Regions from separate parts of the Homo sapiens genome. Here region 2 is linked to region 1. Evidence: read pairs that join two places in POLR2A ChIA-PET (ENCODE). Cell type or tissue: PC-9. All regions are shown on one strand. Each heading gives the region's core, and the rest is flanking DNA. Links, peaks and the distances in the headings are about the cores only. Region 1 overlaps TPM4 (tropomyosin 4). Region 2 overlaps AP1M1 (adaptor related protein complex 1 subunit mu 1).

What was found. ChIA-PET counts read pairs that join two places held together with the same protein. Peaks named below come from ENCODE experiments on the same cell type or tissue, not always from the same donor. Only the 100,000 strongest peaks of a DNase experiment are listed, where the experiment ranks them.
Region 2: POLR2A ChIA-PET joins it to region 1 with 5 read pairs; 2 of 35 experiments call an interaction of 5 or more read pairs at or near these places.

What each region holds. Positions count from the first base shown.
Region 1 is chr19:16,087,098-16,102,311 of GRCh38, forward strand. TPM4 (tropomyosin 4) reads left to right here. Exons shown (of 8, transcript NM_003290.3): 4 at 930-1,000; 5 at 1,948-2,023; 6 at 6,439-6,501; 7 at 6,587-6,656; 8 at 14,167-15,214. The coding sequence ends at 14,249. Among named protein-coding and RNA genes, the nearest start is that of RAB8A, 17 kb to the right of the region's middle. RefSeq lists an enhancer at 6,882-7,755 and a silencer at 10,090-10,287. In PC-9, for the core only: no CTCF peak of the experiment used is centred there; a DNase peak (open chromatin) is centred at 6,724; H3K27ac peaks cover 3,733 bases.
Region 2 is chr19:16,204,163-16,219,376 of GRCh38, forward strand. It overlaps AP1M1 (adaptor related protein complex 1 subunit mu 1), which reads left to right. Exons shown (of 12, transcript NM_032493.4): 3 at 2,179-2,246; 4 at 3,857-3,987; 5 at 4,868-5,015. Among named protein-coding and RNA genes, the nearest start is that of AP1M1, 14 kb to the left of the region's middle. RefSeq lists a silencer at 266-415. In PC-9, for the core only: no CTCF peak of the experiment used is centred there; no DNase peak of the experiment used is centred there.

The DNA.
Region 1 (15,214 bases), core at 4,590-9,589:
TGAGACCCCATTTCTAAAAATAATAATAATAATAATTAGCTGGGTGTGGTGGCATGCACCTGTAGTCCCAGCTACTTGGGAGGCTGAGGCAGGAGGATCGCTTGAACCTGGGAAGTCAAGGCTGCAGTGAGCTCTGACCACGCCACTGCACTCCAGCCTTGGAGACAGAGCAAGACCCTCTGTCAAAAACATAAAAGGGCTGGGCATGGTGGCTCACGCCGGTAATCCCAGCACTTTGGGAGGCCAAGGCAGGCAGATCACCTGAGGTCAGGAGTTCATGACCAGCCTGGCCAACGTGGTGAAACCCTGTCTCTACAAAAAATACAAAAATTAGCCGGGCATGGTCGTGCATGCCTGTAAGCCCAGCTATTTGGAAGGCTGAGACAGGAGATTCACTTGAACCCAGGAGGCAGAGGTTGCAGTGAGTCAAGGTTGAGCCACTGCATTTCAGCCTGGGTGATGGAGCGAGACTCTGTCTCAAAAGAATAAAAAAATAAAAAAGAGGCCAGGTGTGGTGGCTCATGCCTATAATCCCAGCACTCTGGGAGGCCGAGGTAGGTGGATCAGGAGGTCAGGAATTCGAGACCAGCCTGGCCACTACGGTGAAACCCCATCTCGACTGAAAATACAAAAATTAGCTGGGCGTGGTGGCACGCGCCTGTAGTCCCAGCTACTTGGAAGGCTGAGGCAGGAGAATCGCTTGAACCCAGGAGGTGGAGGTTGCAGTGAGCCGAGACTGTGCCACTGCACTCCAGCCTGGGCAACAGAGGGAGACTCCGTCCCCCTGCAAAAAAAAGAAACACCAGAAAAACCCATGTTGCAGCTGGTCTAGGGGTCTGGGTGGGGCATCATTGGGGGCTGTCTGCAGTGGATGGGAGAGGACACGGCTGGTGGGGATCGGGCTCAGCTGGGCCTTTCTGTCTCTGCAGGTAGCTCGTAAGCTGGTCATCCTGGAGGGTGAGCTGGAGAGGGCAGAGGAGCGTGCGGAGGTGTCTGAACTGTGAGTGGCAGAACAGGACTGAGCGAGGCTGGCTCGATTCCTGGGGCGGAGTGGGAAGGAGCTGGCTGTGTTGGGAATTGGCTCTGACCGGGGTCTCTGCTCAAGTGGACGGGCGTCAGGGGCTCATGGCTCATCTTTTCTCTTGGCTTCTGTGACAAAGAGGTGGTGACTTGTTCTTACTGCCATGGGAAGCACTGCCCACGTGTTGACCCTTTCTGCAAAGATATGAGGAAATAGGAGTGAGACAGGAGGCAGCAGGGAAGCCCAGAAGTCCCATTTTCCCAGAGAGGATATCTCAGGGGGCTGTGCCATCTTAACAGAACACTGACCTGCTCCAGAAGGCAGGCTCCCCCGGTCAGTATGTAAATGCTTTTGCTCCTGTCAGTGTTTGGCCGTGACACATTCCTGGCGGGAAGGTGAGAAGCTTAACCAGAATCCCACAAGCAAGCACCGAAAAACAAAACACCTGTCCTCTTGGCCCCGGGTGAGGAATTCAGCCCCACAGAGCATCCGGGAGTGCTGAGAGAGATCTGGTTTCACAAATCCACTCCGGGCTTCCTTCCCGGAGTGTCCCCTGCAAACTCCCATTGCTCTCTGCCCGCCTTCTGCCCTCAGTCCCATTCTTACACCTTCCGGAGTCGGCCTCATCAATCATAGATTTCACAAGTCCTTGCAGCCTTACCCTTGGCAAAAGACCAGGAGTGTTTTCCAAGCCCTCCAAATACTCTTCGGGCGCACCTCGCCTCTGCCTGGTATGATAAGCCTTTGATAAGCCCATAGTATCACACTGCAGAAAAATCCATTAACATTTTCTCCCCACATTCCTTCTGCCCCCCACCGGGGGAGCTGTGTAGGTTTCTCCTTTGGAAAATTTATTGTTGGGGCGATTGCTATTATTGCCGGCTGTAAGGGAAGATAAGACACAAAAATCCTTTGTCTTTGTGCAGAAAATGTGGTGACCTGGAAGAAGAACTCAAGAATGTTACTAACAATCTGAAATCTCTGGAGGCTGCATCTGAAAAGGTAGGTGGTTGGCTTGAGCTGGAGGGTGGCTTGCTGGACTTTGTTCTTTTCTTCTCCCGAGGGATGCAGGAGCCTGTCAGGTTATGGGGAATCTGCCCTTTATTTAACAGTAGCGTTGGTGCCTGGCAGCCAGGGTTTTTCCCCTACAGAAAGAGCTGGATTTCTCCTGCACACTCTTGAGTCCTCTTCCATGGGGTCTGAGCACCATCTTTGATCTCCATCTCAGGAGGATAGAGATAGAACATGAGGCTCTTCTTAGCGAGATCTGAGCATAGTTGTATAAATAAATACAGAGCCTGCCTCTCACCTGATTCCCCTGGTTCCTCCAGAAATACCATCTCAAAGGTATAGCAATGATCAGAGGTGGAATTGGGCTTTTTAGTTTGAAACAGCACCCAAAGCAGTTGCTACGTGGCAGCTACGTCGGGAACAAAGGACACACTTCCACGGCCGAACCCCACTGAATTTCCCAGCCTCTTCCTCATTCTTGCTCCTGCTTTTGCAGTTTCACAGACATTCTTTGTTCTCCCATCACCTCCACCCCCCACTTTTTTTTTTTTTTTTTTGAGACAGAGCTTCGCTCTGTTGCCCAGGCTGGAATTCAGTGGCATGATCATAGTTCATTGCAGCCTTGAACTCCCAGGCTCAAGCGATCCTCCCACCTCAGCCACCACCTGCTATTCACTCAACTGGGTGTGGCTTTCCTTTTGCTTGATAAACCCCTATTCAGCCTTTTTTTTTCTTTTCTTTTTTTTTGAGACAGGGTCTCACTCTGTCACCCAGGCTGGAGTGAAGTGGCGTGATCTCAGCTTACTGCAGCCTTCGACTCCCAAGTTCAAGCAATTCTCCCACCTCAGCCTCCCGATTACACGCTAATTTTTATAATTTTTGGTAGAGATGAGGTTTCACCACATTGGCCAGGCTGGTCTCGAACTCCTGATCTCAAGTGATCTGCCCGCCTCGCCCTCCCAAAGTGCTGGGATTACAGGCATGACCCACTGCACCTGGCCTAGAGATGAGATCTTGCTCTGTTGCTTAGGCTGGAAGTGTAGTGGCGTGATCATAGCTCACTGCAGGCCCCAAACTCCTGGGCTTAAATAATCCTATCACCTCAGCTTCCTGAGTAGCTAGGACTTGCAGGCATGTGCCACTACTCCAAAACTGTATTTTTTTTTTTTTTTTTATAGAGCACAGTCTATGTTGCCTAGGCTGGTCTTAAACTCCTGGCCTCAAGTGATCCTCCCACCTTAGCCTCCCAAAGTGCTGGGATTACAGGCGTGGGCCACCGTGCCTGGCTAATTTTTCTAGTTTTTGGTAGAGACAAGGTTTCATCATGTTGGCCAGGCTGGTCTTGAACTCCTGGCCTCAAGTGATCCTCCCACCTTGGCCTCCCAAAGTGCTGGGATTACTTTGGGAGGCCGCCGAGCCTGGCCTCCTGTTCATCCTTTGAGCTTCTGCTTAAACATCACTTCTGAGAGTCCTTCTCTGATTTCTCATCTAGGTTAGGTATTTCTCTGCTGTGTAGCCCTGTCTATACTTTTGCTGGCATTATGATTTCTTACATTTATTATAGTTACTCCATTAATTGCATGCCTTCCTTGCTAGATTGTAAGTTGTAAGGACAGGAACCATGTCATCTTGTTCAGAGTTGTGTCCCTAGTACTAGCATTGTGCCTGGCATATATCTGTAGTGTGTGTGTGTAATTTTTTTTTTTTTTTTTTTTTTAGTAGAGATGGTGTTTCACCATGTTGCCCAGGCTGATCTCAAACTCCTGGCCTCGAGTGATCCACCTGCCTCTGTCTCCCATATGTGCCAGCCCTGGCATATATCTGATACTAGGATGTGTAAGGAATGAATCCAGTTGGTGTGTGTATGCCAGACACTGCCCCGGGCCAGGGGGATAGATGTAACACCACTAATACCTCAGCTGCTTTGTTTTGTTTTGTTTTGAGATGGAGCCTTGCTCTGTCGCCCAGGCTGGAGTGCAGAGGCACGATCTCAGCTCACTGCAACCTCCACCTCCTAGGCTCAAGCAATTCTCCTGCCTCAGCCTCCTGAGTAACTGGGAATACAGGCGCACACACCACGCCCAGCTAATTTTTGTATTTTTAGTAGAGACGGAGTTTCACCATGTTGGCCAGGCTCGTCTCAAACTCCTGACCTCAAGTGATCCACCCACCTCGGCCTCCCAAAGGGCTGGGATTACAGGTGTGAGCCACTGTGCCCAGCCTGGCATCTGCTCTTGAAGAGCTCAGAGTCGAGTCTAGTGGAAGGGATTGACAAAGTCACAGAGTGCTTTGGGAATACAATAGAGGGACCTTGGTAGGTTGTGAACGGTGTCACCAAGGAGGCGACATTTAAAACAGCTGTAGGTCCAGCACGGTGGCTCATGCCTGTAATTCCAGCACTTTAGGAAGCCGAGGCGGGAGGATCGCTTGAGCTCAGAAGTTCGAGACCAGCCTGGGCAACATGGAGAGATCCCGTCTCTACCAAAAATACAAAAACTAGCTGGGCATGGTGGTGCATGCTTGTGATCCTAGCTACTTGGGAGGCTGAGGTGAGAGGATCACTTGAGCCTGGAGGGCGGAGGTTGCATTGAGCCAAGATTGCCCCACTGCACTCCAGAGTCAGGCTTCAGTCATGACTTGATCACTTAATAGCCATGTGACCCTAGGCAAAATAATAACTTCACCTTTCTGTGACCCTTTCCTCCCCTATAAAATGGGATTACAGATACCAGGCTGTGATGCCATTAACTATGTCTGGCCCATGGTAAGCAGCTAATAAGTGTTAGTTATTATTGGGAGGCCGAGGCAGGCGGATCACCTGAGGTCAGGAGTTCGAGAGCAGCCTGGCTGGCCATCGTAGCGAAACCCCATCTCTGCTAAAAATAACAAAAATTAGCTGGGCATGGTGGTGGGCGCCTGTAGGCCCAGCTACTTGGGAGGCTGAGTCAGGGGAATTGCTTCAGCCTGGGAGGCAGAAGTTGCAAGTCACAGTGAGCCGAGATCGTACCACTGCACTCCAGCCTGGGTGACAGAGCAAGATTCTGTCTGAAAAAAAAAAAAAAGAAAAGAAAAGTATAATTTCTGATGGGTCATCATGGGGAGGGGAACATTCCATGCTAAGGGGTGCATTCATGGACAGGGACTGGGACTCAGGAGTCCACAGATTATGATCAGGGAGTGCCTGTCACCCTGGGGAAGGTGGTGGAGAATGGGGTTGGAAATACAGAGGGGGCCTTGAGTAACAGATTCCCAGTTATCTCCCTTTCTTCGCCATACTTTTTATCTCAAGTTCTCAGTTTAGGCCTTCTGATCAATACCATCCTACAGGACTCTCCCCAACATCCTCCACATTTCACACATATTTCTTCTGCTGGGGAAAGGTGCCTGCCTCTACTCTGCCTACTTTTTTTTTTTTTTCTTTTTGAGATGGAGTCTCACTCCATCGCCCCAGGCTGGAGTGCGGTGGCGCCATCTGGCCTCACTACAGCCTCCACCTCCTGGGTTTAAGCAATTCTCATGCCTTAGCCTCCTGAGTAGCTGAGATTACAGGCACCCACCACCACACCTGGCTAATTTTTGTATTTTTAGTAAAGACAGCGTTTCGCCATGTTGGCCAGGCTGGTCTCGAACTCCTGACCTCAAGCGATCCACCCGCCTTGGCCTCCCAGAGTACTGGGATTACAGGCGTGAGCCACCGTGCCTGGCCTGCTTACTTCTTTTTATGCTTCTTCCTCCTTTTTTTTGAGATGGGGTCCTGCCCTGTTGCCCAGGCTAGAGTGTAGTGGTCCAATCAGAGCTCTCTGCAGCCTTGAATTCCAGGGTTCAAGCCATCTTCCCTCCTCAGCGTCCCCATTAGCTGGGACTACAGGTGCTCACCACCATGACTGGCTAATTTTTAAATTCTTTGTAGAGACGGGGTCTCACTATGTGACCCAGGTTGGTCTCAAATTCCTGGGCTCAAGTAATTCTCCCACCATGGTCCCCCAAAACACTGGAATCACAGGTGAGAGCCACCACACCCAGCCCTCCTTTTCTTTCTTTCTGTTTTTTTTTTGTTTTTGTTGTTGTTGTTGTTTGTTTTTTTGAGATGGAGTCTTACTCTGTCACCCAGGCTGGAGTGCAGTGGCGTGATCTCGGCTCACTGCAACCTCCACCTCCCAGGTTCGAGTGAGTCTTCTGCCTCATCCTCCCCAGTAGCTGGGACTACAGCTGCATGCCACCAAGCCTGGCTAATTTTTGTATTTTTAGTAGAGACGGGGTTTCACCATGTTGGCCAGGCTGGTCTCGAACTCCTGACCTTGTGATCCACCAGCCTCAGGCTCCCAAAGTGCCAGGATTCCAGGCATGAGCCACCATGCCTGGCTGGGCCTCCTTTTCTTAAAGCAGTGTTTTGGTTTCTCCCACAGTATTCTGAAAAGGAGGACAAATATGAAGAAGAAATTAAACTTCTGTCTGACAAACTGAAAGAGGTGAGTGTGGTGGCACCCAGCGAGCTCTGGTTTCTCCTGGGGCTGGTCTTGAAGCCATGATAGTAACTCCTTTCTTCTTATCTAGGCTGAGACCCGTGCTGAATTTGCAGAGAGAACGGTTGCAAAACTGGAAAAGACAATTGATGACCTGGAAGGTATGAGGTTACCATCTAAATGTTTGCCTTGCCCTGCCTTCCCCTCTGGGACACATCCACGGACAGTTGGGGAATGTTTGTGGAGGGGCTGGGTTGGGCTTTGTTTGCCTTAGGAAAGTAAAGCGCATAGTGATGTCATATCTGGATGTCCTGGAACACTGGAATAGGATAATGCAAAGCATTCAGGCTTGAATGGCCCTTTTTTTTTTTTTTTTTTTTTTCTATGAGACGGAGTCTGGCTCTGTCTCCCAGGCTGGATGGAGTGCAGTGGCGCCATCTCGGCTCACTGCAACCTGCGCCTCCCGGGTTCAAGTGATTCTCCTGCCTCAGCCTCCCAGGTAGCTGGGACTACAGGCGTGTGCCGCCACACCTGGCTAATTGAATTGCCACTTTCAGGAGGTAAAATATCTCTGCTTAGTTAGTCCCATGAGCAAGTATAGAGAAAAGAGTATGGCTCTCTCTGATTAAAAAAATATTAATAATAAATTAAAAATCTCAGGCCAGGCGCAGTGGCTCAAGCCTGTAATCCTAGCACTTTGGGAGGCCGAGGCGGGCGGATCACTTGAAATCAGGAGTTTGAGACTAACCTGGCCAACATGGTGAAACCCCGTCTCTACCAAAAATAGAAAAAATTAGCCAGGCGTGGTGGTGCACGCCTGTAATCCTAGCTACTGGGGAGGCTGAGGCAGGGAGAATCCCTTGAACCTGGGAGGCGGAGGTTGCAGTAAGCCAAGATCACGCCACAGCTCTCCAGCCTGGGTGACAGAGCCAGACTCCGTCTCAAAAAAAAAAAAACTTCACAATTTCCTTCTGTTTGCTCATTTCTGATAGATGCCTTGCATTTTTTTTTTACATGCCTTGCATTTTTGCAGAAGCTCTGTCCCAGGGAGCTCAAAGCTTATCATAGTATTTAAAAAAAAAAACAGAAATACAGAAAGTGTAGGGACTGCAATAAAGACTAGTCTGCAAGTCTGGGGCCCACTTCTCCCAGAATTTTTTCAAGAGTTCCAGTGTTTAACATTCGGCCTCAGAAATTCCAGAATCTTGGGGTTCAAATGGAATCTTCCAAACTGCCCATCCCACCCAGAAAGGACACATTCTTCAGACCATATCTTCCAATGTTTTTTTGGGGAAGTGAGGTTCCCATATAAGGGAAAATGCCCCATTCCAAAATACGACCTTTGGACAGGGTGACGTCATTGGAAATCCGAAATAAACTGAGGGGTGGGGACCAGTGGGGGGAAGCTCTGTCACTTCTGGTTACCACTGTTTTGAAGCTTCATTGTGGCTAATCCCCCTGCAGAACCTCAAACCACTTAGAGATCAACTCCATAGATCTTTGGTTTTCTTCATCTGTTTCACATGGAACACAGCTTTCTCCTAGTCTGTGCTTTGTTTGCTCACGTGTTTTTTTCTTCCTCTTGTGGTTCATCTGTGGCACTCCATTCCGACCCTTGCCTTCTGTCCCCTGTACTTCTGAACTGTCTCCCTGGGGACCTCCGCCCTCTAGATGAGTTATACGCTCAGAAGCTCAAGTACAAAGCTATCAGCGAGGAACTGGACCACGCTCTCAACGACATGACCTCTCTCTGAGAGGCAGCCAGGTCGCTGCCCTCTGTCCTTCTCACATGGTGCCTCCTACGCCCCTGTGGGCTTCTAGGAGCTCCGGTGGCCTGCCTTCTGGTTTGAACGTCAGAGCCTTCTTCTGATGTGTCTGTGACTCTACAACCGAAATAAAGACGGGCAGTCCTCCTCTTCATGCCCCCTCATTCTCATTTTCTCCACTTGCTGCCTTTGAGCTGTAGCTGTGTGCCCTTAACCATAGCCTGAAACACAAAGTGGGTGGTTAGCCTCTCTCACTCACAAATGAAAAGCTTATTACAAAAAGAAAATTATGCCTACAGGATGCTTTTCTGAAGACGTGAAAACAAAAGCAAACTGGGCATGTGCTCTCAGATACCGCTGTTAGCTAACGGCATCTGCATGCCAATAATTTTTTTTTGTTTTTTTGTTTTGAGACAGGGTCTTGCTTTGTCACCCAGGCTGGAGTGCAGTGACACCATCATAGTTCACTGCAACCTCCACCTACAAGGCTCAAGCTATCCTCCCACCTCGACCTCCCAAGTAGCTGGAACTACAGGTGTGCACCACCACACAAGGCTAATTTTTGTACTTTTTTTTTTTTTTTTTGAGGCGGAGTCTCACTATGTCGCCCAGGCTGGAGTGCAGTGGTGCAATCTCGGCTCACTGCAACCTCCGCCTCCCGGGTTCAAGCAATTCTCCTGCCTCAGCCTCCCAAGTAGCTGAGATTACAGGCATACACCACCACACCTGGCTAATTTTTCTTTTGGATTTTTAGTAGAGACAGGGTTTCACCATGTTGGTCAGGCTGGTCTCAAACTCCTGACCTTGTGATCCGCCTGCCTTGGCCTCCCAAAGTGCAGGGATTACAGGCTTGAGCCATCACGCCTGGCCATTTTTGTACTTTTTGTAGAAGCGGGAGGGTTTCACTATGTTGCCCAGGCTGGTCTTGAACTGCTGGGCTCAGGCAGTCTGCCCACCTCACCCTCCCAGGGTGCTGCAATTACAGGCATGAGCCACCGCGCCCATCCCCAATGGTTTTTCCTTAAATAGAAATTGTTGTGAATGGAGGCTCATCCTTGTAAACCGCTTAGGCAGCTTAAGAGTCAACAGGGATTTGGAAAAACCAGCAAGCCTGTGTCAAAAATGAGGCTCCCCTTGAATGGGGCTTGAGCTACAGATTCAAACAGCGGCAGTGACATTTTGATCTCCATTTCCTCCTTTTCTTGTGTCTTTTCTCTGTGTTACACTGTGAGTGTGGTGACTGGGGCTTCCCGTGGCTTTACTCTTCACTGTTCATCCAGCTCCCAGTCCTGGGAGGAAGTTCACCTCCACGCCCTGCCCTTAGAAAACTGACTGTACAAGGAGTGAACGGGCCTCCATGAACAGGGAAAGTGCTGTGACGTCAGAAGACGTGAATTTAGAATTCTTTTCCCGAATTCCAGAATTGCCTGAGACTGCTAACATCAATCTCCATTCATATTTCAGTTAGTTATAACAGGAACCTTGCTTTAGTTTAGAATAGCTCTTAAGGTTGACCTGTGGGTAATAAAAGGTCATGCTTTTTCCTACATGAGGAATATGGAGAAAACAAGGTCACTCTTTTTTTTTTTTTTTTTTTTTTTTTTTTTTTTTTCAAGACAGGGTCTCACTCTGTTGCCCGGGCTGGAGTGCAGTGGCGCCATCTTGGCTCACTGCAACCTCCGCCTCCTGGGTTCAAGTGATTCTCATGCCTCAGCCTCCCGAGTAGCTGGGATTACAGTCGCGGACCACCACACTCAGCTAATTTTTGTACTTTCAGTAGAGATGGGGTTTCACCATGTTAGCTAGGCTGGTCTGAAACTCCTGGCCTCAACTGATCCGCCCACCTCAGCTTCCAAAAATGCTGGGATTACAGGCGTGAGCCACTTTGCCCGGCCCAGGCTATGCTTTGCTTTTTTTTTTCTTCTTTCTTTTTGAGACGGAGTTTCGCTCTTGTTGCCCACGCTGGAGTGCAGTGGCGCCATCTCTGCTCACTGCAACCTCTGCCTCACGGGTTCAAGCAATTCTCCTGCCTCAGCCTCCCAAGTAGCTGGGACTACAGGCATGCGCCACCATGCCTGGCTAATTTTGTATTTTTAGTAGAGACAGGGTTTCACCATGTTGGCCAGGCTGGTTTTGAACCCCTGACCTCAGGTGATCCACCCGCCTCGGCCTCCCAAAGTGCTGGGATTACAGGTGTGAGCCACTGCACCTGGCCCAAGCTATGCTTTTCTAATGATCAAAAACATACCAATTTGTCCCAAAATTTCAAATAGTGCATCTGGTTCTCCCCTGCATCCTACCACCACTACCACCTCAAATTATCACAGATAATTGACATTTAGATGTTCAAGCCACATCTTCCAGACTACCCCTTGAACCTGGAAATGGCATGAAAATCTCCAACTAGATCCTGAATTTTCGGTATCCATTGTTATTCCTCATCCTATTTTTTTGTCCAGGTGGGAAGCTCTGTCCCCATTACTCTCTCTATTCATCCATTCCTCCAAAATGCACCTCCCCTAAACCACCTCCACCTTTCCACCCTCAGCCTCTCCCTGCTCCTAACTGCCGTCCATCCTGAACTTCTGCAAAAACCATTCCCCTCACACATTGCCATATATATGCCCTTGGAAAGATTACAGACTGTGTAGGGGGCTGGTTTTTGTTTGGAGTCTGTGTGTTTGTCCCTGGAATTTCTCCAGGCATTTCTGGACTCCACCCTTTGAAGTAACTATGCAGCCTGTCTATCCAGTTATTCTACCTAACTAAGCACATAAGTGGAATTTCAGAGATTAGTGCTATGGCCGGGCACGGTGGCTCACGCCTGTAATCCCAACACTTTGGGAGGCCAAGGCAGGCAGGTCACTTGAGGTCAGAAGTTCAGGACCAACCTGGTCAACATGGTGAAACTCTGTCTCTACTAAAAATGCAAAAATTAGCCGGGCATGGTCATGGGGGCCTGTAATCCCAGCTACTGGGGAGGCTGAGGTGGGAAAATCAATCACTTGAACCTGGGAGGCGGAGCTTGCTGTGAGCCAAGGTCGAACCTTTGTACTCCAGCCTGGGCGACAGAGTGAGACTCCGCCTCAAAAAAAAAGAAAAGAAAAGAAAAGAGATTAGCACTATGGAGGTCTACACTATCTGTTGATAGTCTGTGAGCCTTGTCGTGATTCTCAAGGGCAGTTAACACTTTCAGGGAAAGTCATTTTATCTCAGACCTAATAACAAAATAGATGCTAAAGCATCTGAGTGACAAGATGAAGCGAAGTCAGGATTTGTAGTCAAGAGACCAGGGTTTAAGGCCTGGCGCAGTGGCTCACACTTGTAATCCCAGCACTTTGGGAGGCCAAGGCAGGCGGATCACTTGAGCTCAGGAGTTTGAGACCAATCTGGGCAATATGGCAAGACCCCATCTCTAAAATTATTCATAATAATATTTTATTTTTAAAAAATTTTTTAATAAAATAATAAATAAAGAGACCAGGATTTAAAATCCTAGCTCTACTACTTTAACCATGCCAACGTGAACAAGCTGCTTAGGTTTTCTGCAAAATAAAGGTGATATCTCTGTTATGAGGATTAAATGAGATAATGGAGAAACTGGCTCGTCCAACATAGTCAGCATTCAGTTAACATCTATTCACCCAGACTGGATAGGCCCAGGTCACTGATCTGTCTGATAGAATCCTCCCAGGTCATAGTCACTTGACTCTGTGTGTGTGTGTGTGTGTGTGTGTGTGTGATGGAGTCCCACTCTGTCACCCAGGCTGGAGGGCAGTGACGCAATCTCGGCTCACTGCAGTGTCCGCCTCCCGGGTTCAAGTGATTCTCCTGCCTCAGCCTCCTGTGTAGCTGGGATTACAGGTGTGCGCCACCACACCCGGCTAATTTTTTGTATTTTTAAGTAGAGATGGGGTTTCGCCATGTTGGCCAGGCTGGTCTCGAACTCCTTACATCAAGGATCCATGGTGTCTCATGCCAGTAATCCCAGCACTTTGGGAGGCCGAGGTGGGTGGATTGCATGAGACCAGCTTGGGCAACATGGCGAAACCCCATCTCTACTAAAAATACAAGAATTGGCTGGGTGTAGTGGCACGCACTTGTAGTCCCAGCTACTTGGGAGGCTGAGGTAGAAGGATCACTTGAGCCCAGGAGGTCAAGGCTGCAGTGAGCTATGATCATGCCACTGCACTCCAGCCTGGGCAACAGAGCAAGACCCTGTTTAAAAATAAATAAATAAGAAAGGCTGCCATCTTCTGCAGTCATTTTTTTCTTTCTGTAAATTTCCAGGCTGATGATATCACATTTTATGAGGCATTTTGCTTTCCCCCAGCATTTTAATGAGTCTTGGCCTTGTCCCTTATCAGCCATCACTTACTGCAAACTAAGTTCTCTCTCGTGCTCTGTCACGCATAGCTCTAAATGGCGTCTTTTTTCTCTCTCTCTTTCTTTTTTAATTTAAATTGTTTCATCAGCTCAGTTACTTAATAACATGCCTGTAGAATGGCTTAAATTTCGCATTTACCTGGGGTTTGTCTCCGTTCTCCTGGATTCATAGACAGTTACACAATTATGTGTATAATTTAAACAGCCATTCCCAGAAGCTCCGAAGGAAAGATGGGTTACAGGATTTTAGATTTAACTATCAAAGGCTCAGGGGCTAATTAACTAGCACTTGGGTGGAAATTTATATTAAGTCACACATATCTAGGACTGAAATCTTCATGTAGCAGCACGTCATAGGTTCTGAAGTATTTCTCCTTTATTCCTCATCATAACCCCCACACCACGCATTGATATCGTTACCCCCATTTGACAGACGGGGAAAACAGACCTAGGAAGGTTAGATGCTTACTTAAGTGATACAACTGGAGCTTAAGTTCAGGTATTCTGACTCAAGGGTTACCAGAGTTCACAAGGAAAAATACAGGACACCAACTTAAATCTGAGTTTCAGATAAGCAATGAATAATTTTTTAATCATAAGTATATCTCTTGCATAAGTACATCTCATGCAACATTTGGGATATACTTACACTAAAATATTATTTGTGGTTTATCTGAAATTCAATTTAACTGGGCGCCCTGCATTTTATCTTACAACTGTGACTCCCAAATTTGGTGCTTGTTCCTTAGTATTCTGTGATGTTCTGCTGTAATTAAAAATACAAAGTACTGGACAGGCATGGTGGCTATAACCCACCTGTATTCCCAGCACTTTGGGAGGCTGAGCAGATGGGTTCCTTGAGCCCAGGAGCTCAAGACCAGCCTGGGTAACATGGTGAGACCCTGTCTCTAGAAAAAATGCAAAAATTGGCCAGGTGGTGGCATGCACCTGCAGTCCCAGCTATGCGGGAGGCTGAGGTGGGAGGATCACCTGAGCCCAGGGAGGTCAAGGCTACGGTGATTCGTGATTACGCCACTGCACTTCAGCCTGGACAACAGAGTGAGACCCTGTCTCAAAAAAAAAGTACTTTCTCTCTTGTGACTTTCACCCTGGCAGTTTCAGGTTTAGAAATCTTTGGGGGGGTGCTGGGCATGGTGGCTCACACCTGTAATCCCAGCACTTTAGGAGGCCAAGGTGGGTGGATCACTTGAGGTCAAGAGCTCGAGACCAGCCTGGCTAACATGGTGAAACCCCATCTCTACTAAAAATACAAAAATTAGCCGGGTGGTGGTGGCACGCGTCTGTAATCCCAGCTACTCGGGAGGCTGAGGCAGGAGAATTGCTTGAGCCTGGCAGGTGAAGGTTGCAGTGAGCCAAGATCGCGCCACTGCACTCCAGCCTGGGTGACAGAATGAGACCCTGTCTCAAGAAGAAGAAAAAAAAACAAATCTTTTTTTTTCTTTCATTTAACAAAGACGCTTATTAATTTATCTTTCCCCATACTCTTAATCCTCACCAGAGAAACTTGCCCAGGCCAAAGAAGAGAACGTGGGCTTACATCAGACACTGGATCAGACACTAAACGAACTTAACTGTATATAAGCAAAACAGAAGAGTCTTGTTCCAACAGAAACTCTGGAGCTCCGTGGGTCTTTCTCTTCTCTTGTAAGAAGTTCCTTTTGTTATTGCCATCTTCGCTTTGCTGGAAATGTCAAGCAAATTATGAATACATGACCAAATATTTTGTATCGGAGAAGCTTTGAGCACCAGTTAAATCTCATTCCTTCCCTTTTTTTTTCAAATGGCACCAGCTTTTTCAGCTCTCTTATTTTTTCCTTAAGTAGCATTTATTCCTAAGGTAGGCAGGGTATTTCCTAGTAAGCATACTTTCTTAAGACGGAGGCCATTTGGTTCCTGGGAGAATAGGCAGCCCCACACTTTGAAGAATACAGACCCCAGTATCTAGTCGTGGATATAATTAAAACGCTGAAGACCATAACCTTTTGGGTCAACTGTTGGTCAAACTATAGGAGAGACCAGGGACCATCACATGGGTAGGGATTTTCCATCCAGAGCCAATAAAAGGACTGGTGGGGGCCGGGGGTGGCTATTGTGGGAAGTCATAACCCACAGATAGATCAACCTAAGAATCCTGGCCCTTCTCCACTCTCCACCATGCAGGACAAACATCTTCTCAAGCAGTCAACGTAGAATGCTTGGGAAATAGTCATAATTACCCACATATAGTAATTAATAGATGGTAATTAATTGATCCTTGATGTGATGTTCTTTTGCATATTTCCTTCATTCTAAAGTTGTTCCCTGGCCGGGAGCGTTGGCTTTCGCCTGTAATCCCAACACTTTGGGAGGCCAGGACAGATCACTTGAGGTCAGGAGTTCGAGACCAGCCCAGCCAACATGGCGAAACCATGTCTCTACTAAAAATACAAAAATTATGGTGACGCCTGCCTGTAGTCCCAGCTACTCGGGAGGCTGAGGCAGGAGGATCGCTTGAACCCAGGAAGTGGAGACTGCAGTGAGCCGATATCGCACCACAGCGCTCCAGC
Region 2 (15,214 bases), core at 4,758-9,757, 120 kb after region 1:
GGGGAGTAGGCTGGGGCCATCGTGCAGGTGGGAGGGGAAGTGGCCTGGACCACGGAGGGGTGGTGGGGTACAGCCCCGCCCAGATCTCAGAGCCCCCCACCCTTCCTGTCCTTGGGCCCATGGGGAGACTTGGCCAAGCCAGTTTCTATCCAGGAGGTCTAACTGGCCACCCCACAGCTTTGGGCAGACCCGCAAGCCCATCTCAGTACCCACACTACTGCGGAAGGGCCTGCTTTGCCACTCACAGCCCGTTTGAGCCCCAGCTCCAGCAGCCATGGGGGATCCCTCACCTTCCCACAGTTCAGTGGGAACAACGACCCCTCACTGCAGGACCATTCGGGTCAGTTGAACTGACTTGTGCATATTGCTCCCAGCAGGCATGGGCTCTGTGCCCTTTCCTGTGTTCTTGGAGACACTTGGGGCCTTGCCAGTACAGTGTGGCCAACGGGCCAGAATATCCGCTGGGAGCCCTTTGGAAATGCAGAATCCCAGGCTCCACCCAGCCCTGCCCCGTCAGAATCTGCATTGTAGGAAGATTTGTTCCTGGTGGCCGGTGTGCACATTCCCATGTGGGCCGTGCTGGCCCAGGGCTCCCTGTGGTGTGCCTCTGTGTAGATTTCACCTGGCTCTGGAAGGCCCTGAGAATAGCTCTGAAGATGATCTTAGGTGGCTTTTTTTTTTTTTTTGAGACAGAGTCTCGCTCTGTCGCCCAGGCTGGAGTGCAGTGGCGCCATCTGGGCTCACTGCAAGCTCCGCCTCCCGGGTTCGCGCTATTCTCCTGCCTCAGCCTCCCGAGTAGCTGGGACTACAGGCGCCCGCCACCACGCCCAGCTAATTTTTTTGTATTTTTTTAGTAGAGACAGGGTTTCACCATGTTAGCCAGGATGGTCTCGATCTCCTGACCTCGTGATCCGCCCGCCTCAGCCTCCCAAAATGCTGGGATTACAGTCGTGAGCCACCGTGCCCGGCCTAGGTGGCTTTTAACCCAGGGAACTGACAGTCCTCTGAAGCCGCCCAGGTATTGGGAGAGGGAGAGGTGGCTGTGGTCTGAGCTCAGCAGGAGCCATCAGATCAGTTTCTGGTTGGGCCCCCACATTTCACACCTGGGCATCTAGGGAAGAGACAGGGAGGGCTCACCCCTCTGGCTTAGTGGACATCGTTTCACCCCCAGCCGGGACAGTGCTCAGCAAGGCCGTGGCTGAGAGGCACCCATGAGAAGGTGAGAGGCCCCCACTGCCCCTGCTTATAAAGCATCTGGGGAGGGCACATTGCCAGGCAGCAGGAGGGAGGCCAGCACTCGTTTGACTGGGCCAGCGTCCCTTTCCTGGGCCCCTGTGCTGTGCTGGGGTGAGGCGGGAAGGGAGAGGATACAGCCCCCACCCTCCCTCCTAGAGCTCACTCCTGGGCAGACGAGCCAGGCAGCACAGATGTGCCATGAACAGGGATGTCCAGGGTGCAGTGCATGGGCCTACAGAGGAAGAACCAGCCTTCTCTGGCGGCCCGGGGACCCATTAGGGAAAAAGGAATAGGAAGCGCCCAGCACACACTGACCCTGGGAGGCAGGGGCTGGCTCCTGTGGCAGAAGGGAACATCTGTGCCAGACATCTCACCTACATTGCCTTGGTGAGTTCATTCACAGGCCTCCATTACACAGGAGAGAAATATCAAGGTTTCTCTAGAAAGGTTTATTTCATGGGCCAAGGCTTGTGTTTCCAAAGCCAGGAAGGGCTGAAGCCAGAATTGGCCCTGGCTGCTTGCCACAGAGTCTGGCCGGGGGACCCTGGACCTCAGCAGGGTCATGATGAGGTCAGCTTTGGAGGAGCAGGGCCAGTGTGTCCTGCTTTCTGCTCCTGGAATGAGCCTCACTCCCTCCCTGCTCAAGGCAGCCCTTCACCCAGCCGCCGGGACAGGTGCCCTGTGCCACCTGCCATCCCTGTGATTCTCCATCTCAGTGAGTGCTCCCTGGGGCCTGGGAGCGCATCTGGCTGGTGACTCCTGTGTCCCAGGTCTAGCTTGGACCAGGAGCTTTGTAGCCCACCATGGGCCAAGTAAACGGCTGGGAGTGGGGATAGGGAAGGCTCTGAGGGTTGTGAGGGTTAGGGGGTCCCTCCATGAACCAGGATCTTCCAGGCAGCAGCCCCAGCCTCTGAATGCTCCTTAACTGTGGCCGCCATGCAGTGGTTGCCACATCCAAGAAGAACGCGTGCGTGTCGCTGGTCTTTTCTTTCCTCTATAAGGTGGTGCAGGTGAGTCTCGCTCGGAGGGGCCGTGGGCTTGGGTGGAGGTTGTCTTGGCTCTGCTTGTGGACCTCCCCATACCTGGCCACCCTACAGAGAGCTGTGGCATCCCCAGGGAGCACTGGGGCTGGAAGCCCAGGAAGTGGGAAAGGGGAGTCCCAACTCCCCACGCCTGTGGAATTCTATAGCTCACGTTGCTCCCCTACCGTGGGGAAGAAAGGAAAGTGAACAGGAAAAGGTAGGGCTCAGAGCAGGGGTGCCCTGACCCTGGAAGGGACAAGCAGGGGTCAGCGAGCTTTGGAAGGATGTGGGGTGACCAGCTGGATGGGGCTGGAATAACCAGCAGAGCTGCAGAGCTGAGCCCACCTCAGAATCTCCCAGGGGGCTCTCAAGGCACAGATGCCTGACGCCCACCTTGGAGAGAGCTGACACGCCAGGCCCAGGCTGCCAGTGAGACACAGATAGCAGCCAGGGTGAAGGCGCCAGGACAGGTGTATGTGTGGTGCAGCTAGGGAGGCCAGCGTGCGTGTGGCAGAGTATGAGGCTGAGGTCAGCTGGGAAGAGGGCGGATTATACAGGAGTGTGGATTTCATTCCACTTCTGATGAAAGGTAGTGGAGGGCTTTAAGCAGGAGACTGACAAGACGTGGTTTGATCTAAAGCAGCCTCTCTGGCTGCTGAGCAGAAGGAGGACTTGAGGCCAGTGAGGAGGCTGCTGCTGGCTTCCCGGAGAGGATGGGCCTGGCCGAGGTGGGCTGTGGGGCTCACGAAAGTGGGGAACAGGACCCAGGAGGCCTGTGCTGGGCCTGGGAAAGCTTTCATCCCTCACTGATGCTGCCTGTGCAGAATGTTGGGGAACAGGGGCAAGCCTGGGCGGTGAGGGCTTGGGGAAGGAGCCGAGGGTCACCTGGGAAGGCCCCACGTGCAGGCCAAGGGCTGCCTTCACTGGACCGGTGATGCTGTCACAGGCAGGGCTGGGCCTGGCTGTGCTGCCTGTGGTTTCCAAGCAGAGGCCGGGTGATCACAGTCCTGAAGCGCGCAGGGGTCAGCAGATCAGAGAATGGGGGATGCGGGAAGGGGAAGGTCCTCACCCAAGGGTTGGGCTGTGCCTTTCTGTTTTAGTGACGCTCCTTCCTTCAGCATTTGTGCCTGCAAAAGTGCTTCTAACAGCCCCTCTTCTTTGGCGTCCCTTCCTTAACCTTCTGAGCTTTCCATTGAAATGGGGAAGATGCATCAAGCTTTCCACTGAAATGGGGAAGATGGCAGCTCATCAGGTCCTTGCCTGAGTCACTCCAGACTCAGAAAGGGATGACAGTTACAGTCGCTCAGGAGGGGCTGCCTGTCTGCGGGTGTCTGGGCAGGGAAGAGAATGGGAACGCAGAGCTTCTGAAGGCCTCGGGACATCTGCAGTGGCTCCAGCCTGGCCCCACCCCACAGCCAGCCACTGCTGTCCTGCCCCATAACCTGGGTCCAGGGCCCTGTAGCACACCACCGAGCCTGGGAAGTAGGCTGTTGGTAGGACTTAGCGGGCAAATGAATGTGTGCAAGCGTTCATTCATTCCTCATCCGTCCGCTCAATGATCTGCCTCCCATTCCTCCCTCCCTCCCCAACCGCCACAGGTGTTTTCCGAGTACTTCAAGGAGCTGGAGGAGGAGAGCATCCGGGACAACTTTGTTATCATCTACGAGCTGCTGGACGAGCTCATGGACTTCGGCTACCCCCAGACCACCGACAGCAAGATCCTGCAGGAGTGAGTGGGCAGGGGTGGGGCCTGGGGCCAGGCCTGGGCGGTGTCATGACATCGACGTCATCAGGTGTGGAAACAGAAGGGGCAAATTTGTGTTCATGTTGTCCCCCACCTGCCTCCCACCTCCAGCAGTATTCGGGTTTTTACTAAGTTGCTCTTAGTGGTTTTAATTCGTTTCCTCCTCTACGCCCCCACATAACCGTGCTTTTCCTGCTCCTCATCTTTACTCTCCATCCACACAGATGCCTTCAGTACCTTGCTACTAAGGAGTCACCTCCCTTGTTTTTACTGTCATAAAATGAGACTGTGATCGAAATCTCCCCTCTTTGGAATCCTGCCCTTCAGATAAGAAGCAATGTGAATTAAGTGCTTCCTGGGGGCCGGGCCCCAGCACTTCACATTCACTCGATTCACAGCCTCCCCGTATACCGTCTCCCCATTTTACAGGGGACAAGCAAGCAGACTCCCAGAGAAGCCTGTGTTCCTAACCGCTGCACCTCCTGCTCCTTCAGCAGGATGGGGTCACCAGGTTACACTCCGAGGCGTCAGTTCCATCCACGTGCTCAGCAGGGACGGGAAGCAGCTCACACCCACTTCTTGTTTTCCTTCCCAACATGGTCTTCTTGGTCCCCCAAAATGAGCACTTCAGCCTCTATAACTTGAGTGTATTGGCTTTTGGAAATTGTGAAGATTTTTCTGTATGAAGCAGCCCCAGGTGAACCAGAGGCTGCCTTTTCTGGAGCTGCTGAAATCCAAGGGCTATTTTCAAGTCGGTCAGAACCTGCCCTGTACCCCCCACCCAACCCTGCCGAAATGTCAAGGCCAGAAGCTGTGGCGTTGGTGCGGGTACCACCTCCTTCACTCTGAGCGTGTGGCCCCACAGGTACATCACTCAGGAAGGCCACAAGCTGGAAACAGGGGCCCCGCGGCCACCAGCCACCGTCACCAACGCGGTGTCCTGGCGGTCCGAAGGCATCAAGTATCGGAAGAATGAGGTGTTCTTGGACGTCATCGAGTCTGTCAACCTCTTGGTAGGCCTCTTTTCTTTCCTTCTTCTGTAGGGTTTTATCTCTTCCACGATAGAAATAAACACAGCATTTTAAAACTGGCAAAGCCCCGAGAGCCGTTCTGTGTGGTAACAGATAGCAGGATTCAGTTTGGGCCACTCATTGAAATGTGAGTTTGTCTTATCTTTTTTTTTTGAGACGGAATCTCATTCTGTCGCCCAGGCTAGAGTGTGGTGACACGATCTCGGCTCACTGCAACCTCCGCCTCCCAGGTTCAGGCGATTCTCCTGCCTCAGCCTCCCGTGTAGCCGGGATTATAGGCACCCGCCACCACGCTCGGCTAAAGCTTGTTTTCTTTATTAGCATTTATGCTGACTGAGAATCCATACATGCACATTATTTTTAAAAATTAGAAGCAGGGTATGAGGTTAGAAAGTGAAGGGCTCTTATCAGTCACCATGCACAGAAAAAAAAAAAAGAAACTAAAGGGCTCCTATAATCAGAAAGATTAGGATTTATTCACCGTCACCCTCTCGGGCCTCATTCTGTAGACAGACAGAAACAAGTATATTGATTTTTCTATAAACCTGAGATCATAAGATGTGGTTCTCCTGCAGCTTGTTTTTTTGGTGGTGGTTGTTGTTTGGGTTTTGATTTTGCGTTCAGTGTTACTGTTTTGTATATTTTTTTCTTTTGGTTTTTTAATTATGAGGAAAGTTGACGTTTTGAAAATGAATTTTAGCGCTTGTACAGATTTGTGTACCCATCACCACACCCAGGACACAGAACCTCAAAACCTCCTCATGTTGCCCCTTTGTAGCTCCATGCTCCCCTCTTCCCCATTTCCTGGCCACCATTGAACTGTTCTCCATCACTGGAGTCTTCATCGTGTTGTGATTGTCACACGAGTGGCATCATATGTCACCGCAGCTGTCTTTCTGAGATTGTCGTATGAATGGCGTCATACAGTCATGAGCTCTCGAGTCTGGCTGCTTTAACTCATTCTAATTCTTTGCGATTCATCCAAATCCAATTGTTTTGCATATCAAAAGTCTGTTCCCTTTTATATTTATTTATATTTATTTTCTGTTCTGAACCACAGAAGGACATTTGGGTGGTTTTCCAATCTTTGGCAATTGTCAATAGAGTTGCTAGAAACATGTCGTGTCCAGGTTTATGTGTGGACATAAGTTTTCATCTCTCTAGGGTAAATACCCAGGAGTGGGATGGCTGGGTCACACGGTAAGTGTATGTTTACCTTTATAAGAAACTGCCAAACCATTGCTGTTTTGCATTCTCGCCAGCAACAGATGAGGGTTGTGATGACCCCACATCCTTTGTCAGTAGTTTTATTTTTGTCATCCTAATAGGTATGTAGTAGTATGTCAGCACAGTTTTGTGTTTTGTTTTTGTTTTTGTTTTTGAGACACAGTCTCGCTCTTGTCGCCCAGGCTGGAGTGCAATGGCACTATCTCCATTCACTGCAACCTCTGCCTCCCAGGCTTAAGCGATTCTCCTGCCTCAGCCTCCCGAGTAGCTGGGATTACAGGCACCCACCACCAGGCCTGGCTCATTTTTGTATTTTTACTAGAGACGGGGTTTCACCATGTTGGCCAGGCTGGTCTCGAACTCCTGACCTCAGATGATCCACCCGCCTCTGCCTCCCAAAGTGCTGGGATTACAGGTGTGAGCTACCACGCCTGGCCTATTCCATTTTCTTAATGGCTAATAATGTTGAGCATTGCTTTACATGTTTCTTTGTCATCTGTATATCCTCTTTGGAGAAATGTCTCTGTGCATCTTTTTAGCATTTTTAAATTGGGTTATTTTCATATAGTTGAGCCTTGATAGTTCTTTGTGTGTTCCAGATAGAAGTCCTCTGTCAGATAGGTGATTTGCAAGTATTTTCCCCCAGTCTGTAGCTTATCTTTTTATTCTCTTAGCAGTGTTTTTTTTTTTTCGACAGAGTCTCACTTTGTAGCCCAGGCTGTAGTACAAGTGGCATGCTTGGCTCAGTGCAACCTCCACCTCCGGGCTTCAAGTGCTTCTCCAGCCTCAGCCTCCCAAGTAGCTGGGATTACAGACGCATGCCACCATGCCCGGCTAATTTTTGTATTTTTAGTCGAGACAGGGTTTCACTATGTTGGTCAGGGTGGTATCGAACTCCTGACCTCAGGTGATCTGCCTTCCTCGGCCTCCCTAAGTGTTGGGATTACAGGCGTCGGCCACCATGCCCAGCCCCCAATACTATATTGAATAGGAGTGGTGAGAGAGGGCATCTTTGTCTTGTGCCAGTTTTCAGGGGGAACGCTTTCAGCTTTTGCCCATTCAGTATGATGTTGGCTATGGATTTGTCATAGATGGCTCTTATTATTTTAGGTATGTTCCTTCAAAACCTAGTTAGTTGGCTGGGCATGGTAGCTCCCGCTCTACTAAAAATAGGAAAATTAGCCGGGCGTGGTGATGCGCGCCTGTAATCCCAGCTACTCGGGTGGCTGAGGTGGGAGGATCACTTGAGCCCCAGAGGTAGAGGTTGCAGTGAGTCCAGATTGTGCCACCGCACTCCAGCCTGGGCGACAGAGCAAGACCCTGTTTCAAAAAAAAACAAAAAACAAAACCAAAAAACTCCAGTTTGTTGAGAGTTTTTAACATGAAGAGATGTTGAATTTTATCAAAAGCCTTTTCTGCACCTATTGAGATGATCATGTAGTTTCTGTCTTTAGTTCTATTTATGTGATGAATCATGTTTATTGATTTGCATGTATTGAACCAACCTTGCATCCCAGGGATAAAAGCCTTCTTGATTGTGGCGGATTAGCTTTTTGATGTACTGCTGGATTCAGTTTACTAGTATTTTGTTGAGGATTTTTGCATCAATGTTCATCAAGGATATTGGCCTGAAGTTTTCTTTTTTTGTTGTATCTCTGCCAGGTTTTGGTATCAGGATGATGCTGGCCTCATAGAATGAGTAGGGGAGGAGTCCCTCCTCCTCCGTTTTTTTGGAATCATTTCAGTAGGAATGGTACCAGCTCTTCTTTGTACGTCTGATAGAATTCAGCTGTGAGTCCGTCTGGTCCAGGTTTTTTTTGGTTGTTAGGCTATTTATTACTGATGCAATTTTGGAGCTCATTATTGGTCTGTTCAGGGATTCAGTTTCTCCCTGGTTCCATCTTGGAAGGGTATATGTGTCCGGGAGATTATCCATTTCTTCTAGATTTTCTAGTTAGTGTGCATAGAAGTGTTAATAATAGTCTCTAAGGGTTATTTGTAGTTCTGTGGGGTCAATGGTAATATCCCCTTTGTCATTTCTAATTGTGTTTATTTGGGTTTTCTCTCTTTTCTTAATAGTCTAGCTAGCAGCCTATCTATCTTATTCATTCTTTTAAAACACCAGCTCCTGGCTTACTTGATGTTTTGAATGGTGTTTTTGTGTCTCAGTCTTCTAGAGTTCAGCTGTGACTTTGGTTATTTCTTGTCTTCTGCTAGCTTTGGAGTTGGAGGCTTTTGCTTCGTGAGTTCTTTTAGTTGTGATGTTAGGTTGTTAATTTGAGATCTTTCTAACTTTTTGATGTGGGCATGTAGTGCTGTAAATTTCTCTTAACACTGCCCTAGCCGTGTCCCAGAGATTCTGGTCTGTTGTATCTTTGTTCTTATTTGTTTCAAATAATTTCTTGACTTCTGCCTTAATTTCATTATTTACCCAAAAGTAATTTGGGAGCAGGTTGTTTAATTTCCATGTAATTGTATGGGTTTGAGTGATTTTCTTAGTTTTGAATTCTATTTTTATTGATTTGTGGTCTGAGAGAGTGGCTGGTATGCTTTTGGTTCTTTTGCATCTGCTGAGGATTATTTTATGTCCAATTGTGTGGTGGTTTTTAGAGTATGTACCATGTACAGATGAGATATATTCTCTCGTTTTTGGGTGGAGAGTTCTGTAGATATCTATCAGGTCCAGTTGATCCAGTGCTGAGTTAAGGTCCTGGATATCTTTGATAATTTTCTGCCCCAGTGATCTGTCTAATACTGTCAGTGGGGTGTTGAAATCTCCCACTGTTATTGTGTGGGAGTCTAAGTCTCTTTGTAGGTCTCTAAGAACTTGCTTTATGAATCTGAGTGCTGCTGTTGGCTGCATATTTATTTAGGTTAGTTAGATCTTGTTGAATTGAATACCTTACCATTATGCAATGCACTTCTTTGTCTTTTTTTGATCTTTGTTGGCTTAAAGTCTGTTTTGTCTGAAATTAAGATTGCAACTCTGCTTTTGTCTGTTTTCTATTTGCTTGGTAGATTTTTCTCCATTTCTTCATTTTGAGTCTGTGGGTGTTATTGCATCTGAGATGGGTCTTTTTTTTTTCTTTTGAGACAGAGTCTTGCTGTGTTGCCCAGGCTGGAGTGCAGTGGCGCAATCTCGGCTCACTGCAACCTCTGTCCCCCAGGTTCAAGCAATTCTCCTGCCTCAGCCTCCCAAATAGTTGGGATTACAGGCACGCGCCACCACGCCTGGCGGTTTTCTATTTTTAGTAGAGACGAGGTTTCACCATGTTGGCCAGGCTGGTCTCGAACTCCTGACCTCAAGTGATCCACTCGCCTCGGCCTCCCAAAGTGCTGGGATATTACAGGCATGAGCCACTGCACCCAGCCAAGAATGGTGTCTTAAAGGGAGCATATCATTTGGTCTTATTTCTTTATCCAGCTCTTGCCACTCTATGCCTTTTAATTGGGGCATTTAGCCCATTTACATTCAAGGTTAGTATTGATATGCATGTATTTGATCCTGTCATTGTGTTGTTAGCTGTTTATTATGCTGACTTGTTTGTGTGGTTGCTTTATAGTGTTACTTGTCTGTGTACTTAAATGTGTTTTTGTAGTGGCTAGTAATGGCCTTTTCTTTCCTTTTTCTTTTTTTTTTTTTTGAGACAAAGTCTCACTGGGTAGCCCAGGCTGGAGTGCCATGGCGTGATCTTGGCTCACTGCAACCTCTGCCTCCCAGGTTCAAGTGATTCTCCTGCCTCAGCCTCCCGAGTAGCTGGGACTACAGGCGTATGCCACCATGCCCAGCTAATTTTTTTTTGGTATTTTTAGTAGAGACAGAGTTTCACCATGTTAGCCAGGATGGTCTCGATCTCCTGACCTGACCTCGTGATCCACCTGCCTTGGCCTCCCAAAGTGCTGGGATTACAGGCGTGAGCCACTGCACCCGGCCTTTTTTTTTTTTTGAGATGGAGTCTTGCCCTGTCACCCAGGCTGGAGTGCAATGGCATGATCTCTGCTCACTGCAACCTCTGCCTCCCTGGCTCAAGCAATTCTCCTGCCTTAGCCTCCCGAGTAGCTGGGATTACAGGTACCCACCACCATGACCGGCTAATTTTTGTATTTTTAGTAGATATGGAGTTACACCATGTTGGCCAGACTGGTGTCGAACTCCACACCTCAGGTGATTCGCCTGCCTCAGCCTCCCAAAGTGCTGGGATTACAGGCATGAGCCACCACACCCGGCCTTCTTTTCATATTTAGTACTTCTTTCAGGAGCTCTTGTACAGCAGGTCTGCTGGTAAACAAATTCCCTCAGCATTTGCTTGTCTGAAAGGATCTTTTTTATTCTTCTTTTTTTTTGAGACAGGGTCTCATTCTGTTGCTCAGGCTGGAGTGCAGTGGCATGATCATGGCTCACTGCAACCTCTACCTCCCTGGCACAAGCTATTCTCTGGCCTCAGCCTACCAATTGGCTGGGACTATAGGCAGGTACCACCACACCCGGCTAATGTATATGTTTTTGGTAGAGATGGGGTTTTGCCATGTTTCCCAGGCTAGTCTCAGACTCCTGGATTCAGGCACTCCACCCACCTCGGCCTCCTAAAGTGCTGGGATTACAGGTTGAGCCACCACACCCAAGTTGAAAACGATCTCATTTCTCCTTTGCTGATGAAGCTTAGGTTGGCCAGATGTGAAATTCTGGATTGGAATTTCTTTAAAAATGTTTAATATATTGGCCAGGAGTGGTGGCTTACACCTGTAATCCCAGCACTTTGGGAGGCTAAGGCGGGGGCGGGGGGGGGGGAGAGGGGGGAGGGGGGAGGGGAGGGGATCACCTGAGGTCAGGAATTCAAGACCAGCCTGGCCAACATGGTGAAACCTGGTCTCTACTGAAAATATAAAAATTAGCAGCACGTGGTGGTGCATGCCTGTAGTCCCAGCTGCTTGGGAGGCTGAGGCAGGAGAATTGCTTGAACCTGGGAGGCGGAGGTTGCAGTGACCTGCTGAGATCCCACCACTGCACTCCAGCCTGGGCCACAGAATGAGATTCCATCTCAAAAAAAAAAAAAAAAAAAAAAAAAAAAAGAATGTTTAATATAGGCCTCCAATCTCTTCTGGCTTGTAGGGTTTCTGCTGAGAGGCCCACTGCTAGTCTGATGGGCTTCCCTTTGTAGGTGACCTGCTATGTCTCTCTAGCTTCTTTCATTTTGACCCTGGACAATCTGATGATTATGTGTTTTGGGGATGATCTTGTGAAGTATTTTGCAGGGGTTCTCTGCATTCCCTGATTTTGAATATTGGCCTCTCTAGCTAGACTGGGGAAGTTCTCATGGATAGTATCCTGAAATACGTTTTCCAAGTTGCTTCCATTTTCCCCATCTCTTTCAGGGACACCAATGAGTTGTAGATTTGCTCTCTTTTTTAATCCCATATTTCTTGGAGGCTTTGTTCATTCCTTTTCGTTATTTTTTCTCTATTCTCATCTGACTGTCTTATTTCAGAAAGCCAGTCTTCAAGCTCTGAGATTCTTTCCTCAGCTTGGTCTGTACTACTGTTAATACTTGTGATTACATTATTAAATTCTTATACTGTGTTTTTCAGCTGTATCAGGTCAGTTACATCATTTTCTATCCTGGCTGTTTTGTCTGCCAGCTCATATATTGTTTTATTATAATTCTTAGCCTCCTTAGATTGGGTTTCAATGTTCCTAATCTCAATGATCTTTGTTCCTATCCATATTCTGAAGTCTATTTCTGTCATTTCAGCCATCTCAGCCTAGTTAAGAACTCTTGCTTTGGGAGGCCAAGGTGGGCGGATCACAAGGTCAGGAGATTGAGACCATCCTGGTGAACACAGTGAAACCCCATCTCTACTAAAAATACAAAAAATTAGCCGGGTGTGGTGGCGGGCGCCTGTAGTCCCAGCTACTTGGGAGGCTGAGGCAGGAGAATGGCGTGAACCCAGGAGGCGGAGCTTGCAGTGAGCCGAGATTGCACCACTGCCCTCCAGCCTGGGCGACAGAGCGAAACTCCGTCTCAAAAAAAAAAAAAAGAACTCTTGCTGGAGAACTACTGCAGTTTGGAGGAAAGAGGACACTCTGGTTATTTGAGTTGTCAAGAGTCCTTGTGCTCGTTCTTTCTCATTTTTGTGGGCTGATATTCCTTTAGTCTTTGAAGTTGCTGTCCTTTGAATGGGTTTCTTTTTCCTTTATCCTATTTGATGACCCTGGGGGTTTGATTGTGTATAAGGTGGGTTCAGTTGGATGGCTTCATTATTGGAAGATTTTAGGGGACCAAGGCTCAGCTTAGGACTCCTGAACTGCATGCTCTAACTCTGGAGGACTGGTATCCAGCCCTGGCTTTGATCTCTGGCTCCTTCAGGTTAAGAACCTGCTCTGCTAGAGGGGCCAAGCTGCTCCCAGACAGCTGGTCACAACACTCCAATGGGTGGTGCCAGGCAAAGCACTTCATAGGGTAGTGGCAGCAGGATCTGTTCTTGTTTGCATGTGCCAGCGGCAGCACAGCGGGGTGCACGCTTATCGGCTGTGACAGAGTGCTAGTGGATGTCAGGGAGCCAGCCTCTGGGAGGGCATTTGTAGCAGCAGCAGTAGTGGCAGTATGGCTGGGGTGGGGGCAGGGGCCACGCTGGCAACTGTGCACCTGTTCATTGGTGCCGATGATGGGGTTAGCATGGGGGCACTGGTGGGTGCAGGACTGTGTGTGCCCTTTGTGCATGTTCACACTGGCAGCAGTGGCTGCTCAGGGCTAGGGGTAGGTCCTCTGTTTTCTCTGCCTAGTTTCCTGTGGGAGGCCCAGCATAGGTGGGGAACTGGGAGGGGTGGGGCTGGCGGGCTCTATGCTGCCAACACTCTGACAACAACGGTGGTGGGAGAGGAGAATGAGGGGCTGGGGTGCACTTATGCTGGCAACAGTGGCACAGCAGGGTGCACACACAGGCATGCTGTTGGGGAAGGGTGGGCTAGGTCCACCCACGCACACACCACCAGCAAAACAATATTGAGGGTGCCTGTGGGCAAGAACCTGCAGGCAAAACTGCACAGGGGAGGCTGCAGTGGGAGCGGGGCTCAGGTGGGCTAGTGTGTCCATGGGGCCGCTGTGCAGGAGTATTCCCCGTTCAGGTACAGTCTGCCAGTGCAGGAGCTCTGATGCCGCCCCCAAGAGGTACCTGGGGATTGCACTGCAAGCAGGCTTGGCCAGGCTGGGGCCCCAGGAGAGGCCAGCAGACTGAGGGTTGCTCAGGTCAGACCAGCCCCATCTGATGGGCAAGACTACCCTGGAGAGTTCAGGTCTGACAGTTCCCCTACGGCTAAAGTCTCCTATGAGAGCAAGTCAAGCCTAGGGGATGGGTGTCCTGGCTGTGCTCCACCACATATGCTTCTGCATCAAACCCCCTGGCCTGGCTTAGGCTGGAGTTCTGCCCCGCCTGAGGTAGGAGGCAGAACTCGACTTAGGAGGTGAGGCTTGGACACCAGACCAAATTGAGGCTAGCTAAAAGAGGTCAGGGCAGAAGCGCCTCCCCATAAGACCCACCCCACAGTGTGCTATGTCAGTTTGCCATTGCCGTGGCAACACTTGGAAGTTACTACCCTTTTTCATGGCAATGACCCAACAACCTAGAAGCTACCACCCACATTCTAGAAATTTCTTTATAAACTGCCCCTTAATTTGCATATAATTAAAAGTCAGTATAAATGTGACTGCAGAGCTGCCTCTGAGCTGCCGCTCTGGGCGCACTGCCCATGGGGTAGCCCCGCTCCATAGGGAGCAGTGCCTCTGCTGCCGTGCACATGGCTGCTTTAGTAAAAGTTCTGTTTATCACCACCAGCTCGCCCTTGAGTTCTTTCCTGGCTGAAACCAAGAACCCTCCCGGGCTGTCTCAGTTTTGGGGCTCGCCTGCCCTGCATCACTACCACTTCTTTAAGCAGCTTCCCCTGCCAACGCAGCTGGCCGTGGCAGTCGAGGGGTCCTTCCTGCCGGGATTCCAGAGGCCATGGCAAGAGTGGGTTGCCCCTTGCTAGTTCAATTCACCCCCTCCACAGGAGTCACTGGGAGCCAGGAATGATTCCTGGTGCACAGTAGCCCTGTGCAGGGTTCCCAGCCTCCTCCTCTGCCTTCCATCCAGCCTCTATGTCTTCCCTCCGTTCACTCTCAGGGCCTTCCCACTGAAGATCTAGGAGTCTAGGAGTGCACCTGTCTGCACAGTGTCCCTGTCTCTTAGTGGGAGATGTTTCTCCTGGCTGCGTCTAGTTGGCCATCTTGGAGCAGGAGCAAAATCTAGGCAGTCTTTAAACAGCTTCAAATTAGGGTTCTCACAAACCCCTCTTTGGGTAAGCAAGGTATAGAGGGAAGGGACCCAGAGCTTCCTTGCCCTCTCTGGACACACCACCCTCCAGGAACCTCCACGTGTTCAGCTCTCTGGAAGCTTCTTTTATCTCTTTTGCTTTACGTCTTCCCTCACTGAGACTTCCAGCACAGTGTTGAATATGAGTGGTGAGAGCTGACATTCTTGCTTTGTTCCTGATCTTAGAGGGAGACCATTAAGTCTTTTGCCACCAACTAGGATGTTAGCTGTAGGTTTATTATAGGTGTTCTTTTTCACCTTGAGGAAGTTCCCTTTTATTGCTAGTTTGCTAACAGTTTTTTTTTTTTTTTAATCATGCGTGGGTGTTGTATTTTCTTCAGTTCTTTTTCTGCATCAATTGATGTAATCACATGAGTTTTCTTCTTTTGGTTGTTAATATGGTGTATTCCACTGACTGCTTTCTGATTATTGAACCAGTGTTGCATTCCTGGAATAAAATCCCATTGGTCATAGTGTATTATAGGTTGAGTATCCCTTATACAAATGCTTGGGAGCAGAAGTGTTTTGGATTTCAGATTTCTTTGGATTTTGGAATATTTGCATATGCATCATGAGATATCTTAGGGCTGGGACCCAGGTCCAAACGT